Linked DNA regions of Homo sapiens: region 2 is linked to region 1. The links are chromatin contacts, found by Hi-C or POLR2A ChIA-PET in ENCODE. All regions are on one chromosome and are shown on one strand. Each heading gives the region's core, a stretch centred on a gene start or an enhancer-like site at or near the end of the contact. The rest is flanking DNA. Distances are from core to core; before and after follow the strand shown.

Region 1 (2,920 bases), core at 221-2,720:
GGTTTGGAAAATAGTATGGAGAGAAATATGTCTGTGAGGAAAAGGCCATTTCTAATCTCCATTTAATTTTAATTCTGTCTTAGATCAGTTGTTATATATAAAATGCTTGGAGCTAGAGGAGTGCCTTAGGACTATTTGTTTATTTTCAAGATGTTTCGTTTCCATTTTGAATGTTACTGCCCAAAGAGACTGGACATTAAAGCATGTGAACTCATACACAACAAAGTGGGAGAAACAATGGTGTTTATATGTTAATTCCATGAAGCCCTATATTTAACTCTATTCCCTCTGGCCATATACCAGGTGGAAAAAAGCAAGGACTGTGCTATTAAAAATATCAAATCAGATAGTTCCAGCTGGGGTTTCTTAATCATTTAAAAGGCAAAATATGAGGTCACTTTTAATATCTTAAGTAGATAACGATCTTAGCATTTACTTTAGATATTAAATCTGAAGTGCTTATCTTTTGCCTTACTGGCTAGACAATACTACTAGCAGTTTCTAGCTTTGGAGTATTTTCCTTAAAAGAAACATTGGAATTTAATACGGAGCCAACTATTTTGCCTCAAATTGTCTGTCTTAGGAATATCCAATTCATCAATAGAGTAATCTAAAAAGTTGATTCACTAATTGGATTTAAGTGCCACAGGACTCTTCACACATTATTTTAATCAATTTGTTGGAAAGATCAATTTTCTCATGGATGAATGCATATAAAAATGAAGCAATTGAATGAGTTACATAGGAAGGTTGGCACATCTAATTCCCTAGAGGTTCTAGGAACAGGTTCTTAATTATATATCTGAAATGGTTTGAGGTTTTTAAATGAAATTTGTCTAGAAGCAGGAAGATGCAATACCCATCTATCCAGGCCTGTATTTCTGGATCCCCATCTTATCTAATATTTAATAGTTGATCCTGAAGTTGAGATATTATCCCTTTATTCTTTTAAAAAAAATTTTTTTGTATGTGTGCCATTTTAAAGTAATTAACAGAGTAGTTTGTGTTAGTTTTGGTTAAGTGTTATAAAGCCAGTTTTTTTTTAAAGGAAGTCCTGGAGGCCTTTTTGTATTGACTGTTAGAGAGGACAGTGAGTGTAAACACAAGTTTTTAAAGTTTAAAGTTACAGTGCCCACTATAAAGGACTACAATTAATGTGAAAAGTAGTTTTAAAGTTAAAATTTATATATCGCTGTTTGTGCTTATATAATACTTCCCACTCTCCCCAAACATAGAGGTATTCTGATTCTGAAAATAAGCCTTTTTTAGTACCATTATGTGTATACATATATATTTTATTTTATTTTTCTTTATATTAGTCATTGTGGTTAAATGATTTATTGGTAGCTGATGAGTCACAAGTATGTTTCTCATTCTCTAATGAGTCACCTAGCTACCTACAAGTTTGTTTATTTTCTTTCCTTTCTAGATCTTTCACCTAAAATAGGTGTTTTACTAGTTGGTAGGTTAAAATTTCAGTTTGCTACATTAACTTTTTTTTTTTTTTTGGAGACGGGAGACGGAGTCTCGCTTTGTCACCTAGGCTGGAATGCAGTGGCACAATCTTGACTCTCTGCAGCCTCTGCCTCCCAGGTTAAAGCGATTCTCTACCTCAGCCTCCCGAGTATCTAGGACTACAGGCACACGCTACCACGCCCAGCTAAATTTTTTTTGTGTACTTTTAGTGGAGACGGGGTTTCACCATGTTGGCCAGGCTGCTCTCAAACTCCTGACCTCAAGTGATCCACCCGCCCTGGCCTCCCAAAGTGCTGAGATTACAGGCATGAGCCACTGTACCCAGCCTACATTAACTATTAGATCTGGAAAATACCAAAATAATACTCAGAAGAAGTCTCATTGATTTTTACAAACTTGTATTTAGCACGTGCTCTGGTCCAGGTACTCTGCTGGGCTTGAGTATGCAAAGATTTATGTGTGTCATATATATCTTAGGAGAAGCTTAATTTTGGGAGAGGGCAAGGGAGATAAACAACTGCATGCAGAGGCAGGGTATACAGGTGCTGTGATAGGAGTGTATATTGTCTGTAGTTGAGGCCCAAAGAGAGGTGTGCATGTGGATACCCCTTGAGCATCCATATGGATAAGTTGGTGAATGTAGGCAAGGCCATTATACTGTTGTGTATTGCAACTCCTTGAACAGTTGCACCTACATTTTATACCTCTTTGTTGGAACAGGGTATTTATCTGTTAGAGGAAAAACAGCTTCTATTTTCAGTCCTGTCCACTGCAACATCTGTATTGAAAATTTGGATAATGCTAAAGGTGTGCTAAGAAAAAAAACGGGTCTAAAATCTGCTGTCAGAAATTTTCAGATCGTTTGTGGGATTAATTCTCCTGGGCTAAATATAACTTTGTATAAAACAATATGAAATTATTATTTAAAGATTTTGCTGAATTTCTACTAAGGTTGGCAACAACAGCAAAACATCAAGATACATCAGTGTTACTGGGGAAGGTAGTATGATTCCTGGACATTTGGGAAACTATTACTAAAGGGCCTATTATTTTCAGTTGTTGTTGTTTTTTTGTTTTTTTTTTTTTCACAGAAACTATAAAGCAATCTAGCAGCTCATGAGCTTCTAAGAATGAAAATGTATTATTTCATAGTGAGCTGATGATGCATTCTGAGATATTTAAATTTAGTTCTAATTTGTCAGTCTGTAACAGAACTGTCTAGTGCAATAATCATTAAATGATCTTATTAGCTATGTGATGGTAGTCTAATTACTTAACCTTGTAGAGTCTCAGTTTTCTCATCTGTAAAATGTTGATAATACCTACCGTGTAGGCCTTTGTGAAGCGCAAATGAGATAGTGTCTACCTAAAGCACTTCACACAGAACCTGGAACATAAAAGGGAATTGCTAAAGAAATAATAGAAATAATACTTTAGGGATTTA
Region 2 (2,920 bases), core at 267-2,766, 260 kb before region 1:
CCCTCCAAGTCCCTTCACTTTACAAAGTGCCTTTTACAGGTGGGTAGGCTGACCTTGAGCAGGTTCATGTCTTTTCTCTGAACCTGTTTCCTCATCTGTGAAACAAAAGGATTTGATCAAAGCCTACAAGCCTGAGTTGTAAGGAGATGGTTTTAAGTACCCTGTTCCCTCTGTCTATTCCAAAGAGCCTGGATTCCACTCTGGAATGAAATGGTGGTTCTGCCTTGGGAAAACTGGCCCAAACTCAAATAGACTAACTGGTGACAGAAAGGCCATTTAGCCTGAATATTTAATTAGACATTGGGAGTAGACATCTCTCCGGTGTCTGCTGAGCTCGCCACAACCCCCTTTTCTTCCCAACACAGTTCACATGGTTGGGCTTCCAATAGCCCTTCTGGTGGTTAGACCAACTATGGACACCTGACCCACGGACAGCCAATCAGATTGCCTCCCTCAGGAACTGGGGTTGGCAGGTCAATTTCCCCCTAAAACTGAAATCCTAATGTGTTTGTGGGCTGCTCTGGGTTAAAATGGAAAATGCATACTCACTTTCCATTCATTCTTTCTAGTCTTTGAACTTTAAAATGTGAGGTGTTCATTCTCACAGAACCTCAATTGCCTACGTGTATCTGCCCAACAGAACTTACCATTTCTCCTCAAGGTAGGAATGGGGGTGAAAAAATACCAGTTGTGTAACCCCCATTTGGTACCAGAAGAGCTTCCTTGCTGGTTTTCCTGGCTTGGAGGCATGGTGTGGGAGCTTAGGCACATAGACCAGCCTAGAAGGTGAGCTTGAAGATAGCATTAAAGGTAACCACCTGAACTGATGATTCAGAGCTAGAAAGCCCGTACCATTTAATTAGCTCCCTTTGCACTGGCCTCAGTGGCATCTGAATAACATGATCTTGGCACTTACTGCAAGTTGTGAGGCTAATGAGGCTTATCTCTACAGCACTTATATGGACTTTGAAGGCCAGGGCAGTGCAGTGAGGAACAGAGGGGAGTTGTGGAAAGATTATGTAACAGGGCCTCTGGGCTATAAGGCTGCATGGTCAGCCCTATGGACCAAAGAAGAGACTGTTGATCTGCTGATAGGGTGATGACACCCCAGCTTTGCTTTTTATTAGCTGTTCTATTACCGGCAACCACAGCATCCATAGTTAAAATCTAATCTGAATGCTCCTTGAGAATCCTTGGGCGCAGAGGTTCAGAAGAGAGGCTGACAAGCCTTGTGTCTTGTGAACTACTCTGTCCCCACAGCAATGCCCAGACATCTGCGCCACAGCCTGCTCTGACTTCCCTTTTTCTGTGCTTCAAGCAGCCTTTTCCATTCTTTGCACTAAACAAAGTTTGCTATCACTCGCCTCCCTCGATGGTTTCAGGAGGAGAGCTGTTGGTATGTGTGCTCACTTGTGACCTGGTGCTCAAAGCAGTGAACTAGAGAAACAGCCTGGTGGGTGGAGTGTCTAAAAGGAAATCGGGACTCAAGATAAGGAGGAGCAGCCCACTGATGAGCTAGGTGCCCTTGGGCAAGTCCCTTAACTTCTCTGACTTTCTCTTAACTCCTCTGTAAAACAAGCAGAGAGGATAAGGTGATTTTCAAGACCCTATGACTACATGGTGTGATTTCCCTTGCTCCTTCCTCCTGCAATGCCTCCTGTGTCCTGAACAGTTCCTGTGAAAATTACTTCTAGGAAAGGTATTTGCCCCTCCAAAGCCTTTTCCAGATGCTGCTTGCCTGAAAGGGAGCAAGCTCTGATTGGGATTCACCCCACACTTTTTTCCTCTAACACCAGAAATGCTCATTTGTATTGATGACTTGAAGACTGGAAGCCTGTGTTGCTCTGGCGATAGACAGTTGAGTTTATTGGAAGTGAACACCAGGCTTTCAATTCACATCAGTCTGGGTCCTCGGATTTGCATGATTGCACATTCAGAGACAGGCACCTGCACTCGGGGCATCCTTGGCTGCCCACACGTTCCACTGAGCCAACCCCAGCTGCTACAAGCTGCCTGTTTAAACAAGGCCTGCTGGGAGTTGAGCAGGGCTGCTGAGGTGAAACAGTGTGTTAGTGGTTGAGGCTGTTCGCACAGAAGAGTCCCCTCTGTTGACCAAGCCTTTCTGGTAGCTCCTGGGACAGCTGCAAAGGGTGTGCGACCCTAAGGAGCCTCCTCCCTCGTGGGCTGGAGCATCTGCTAAGGCCTGTTCTTCATTCCTACTCAGCATCAGAGTGAGTCCTACCATGCTCAGCTCCTCCACTAGGGAAACCTCCCTGGACCTCAGTCCAAATTCAGAACCTCCTTCATGAAGATTTCATAGTAGCAGACAATCCATAGTTAATGTCAGGGTTTAAGTCCCAACGTTACATTGACTAGCTGTGTAACCCAACGGCTTTTGGAGCCTGTTTCCTCAATTGTAAATGAGGATAATAATATTGCCTACATGGTTGGGCTGCTGAGGATTAAATTAATTAATACATGTTAAACACTTAGAACAGGCCTGGGATGTGGAAAATGCTCACGAAATCTTAGTCATTATTTTGTCATTAATTTGGTTGAGAGAGGTCAGATGTAGAAAGCACCTGGAAAAAGACAATTTAAGTTCATCGTTGAAACGCAGTAATCTTATTTAAGTATCAAAATGTTCCTTGTAAGCAAGATGGAATTGTTTAACTGTGACACTGGGTACTATAAACTGCAAAGTAATCTCTCATGAAATTTTAGAGTTTGAAGATTAAAATGCACTACTTAGAATGCAGTCTGGGGAAAGGGTAGAAGAATGGGAAGAAGGTCTTCTCCTTTAACCAGGTCTGGTAGACCACCCCTCAAGCTTTCTAGTCTCCCTCCCCATGGAATGACTTGCCCCCTTGCTCAGCTCCAAGCAAGAAAACTGAAGAACCGGGAAGTGAAATGATTTTTT

What was found. A loop is a pair of places that touch in the nucleus more often than their neighbours do. ChIA-PET counts read pairs that join two places held with the same protein, here RNA polymerase II (POLR2A). Pooled maps may share reads with other maps.
Region 2: a pooled map shows a loop between it and region 1 (2.5-fold over the local background). The contact joins two enhancer-like sites. A Hi-C loop is called at or near these places in 3 of 37 single-sample maps with no recorded cell type and 6 of 50 pooled maps. POLR2A ChIA-PET finds 5 or more read pairs at or near these places in 3 of 52 experiments (activated B cell, activated CD4-positive, alpha-beta T cell and activated T-cell).

What each region holds. Positions count from the first base shown.
Region 1 is chr2:135,947,466-135,950,385 of GRCh38, reverse strand. All of the region lies in intron 4 of DARS1 (aspartyl-tRNA synthetase 1), which reads left to right. Among named protein-coding and RNA genes, the nearest start is that of DARS1-AS1, 36 kb to the left of the region's middle. Within about 2 kb of position 1,470, at least 7 of the 41 ENCODE cell types and tissues checked have a DNase peak (open chromatin) inside an H3K27ac peak, as active enhancers do.
Region 2 is chr2:136,205,912-136,208,831 of GRCh38, reverse strand. No RefSeq gene overlaps it. Among named protein-coding and RNA genes, the nearest start is that of CXCR4, 89 kb to the right of the region's middle. Within about 2 kb of position 1,516, at least 7 of the 41 ENCODE cell types and tissues checked have a DNase peak (open chromatin) inside an H3K27ac peak, as active enhancers do.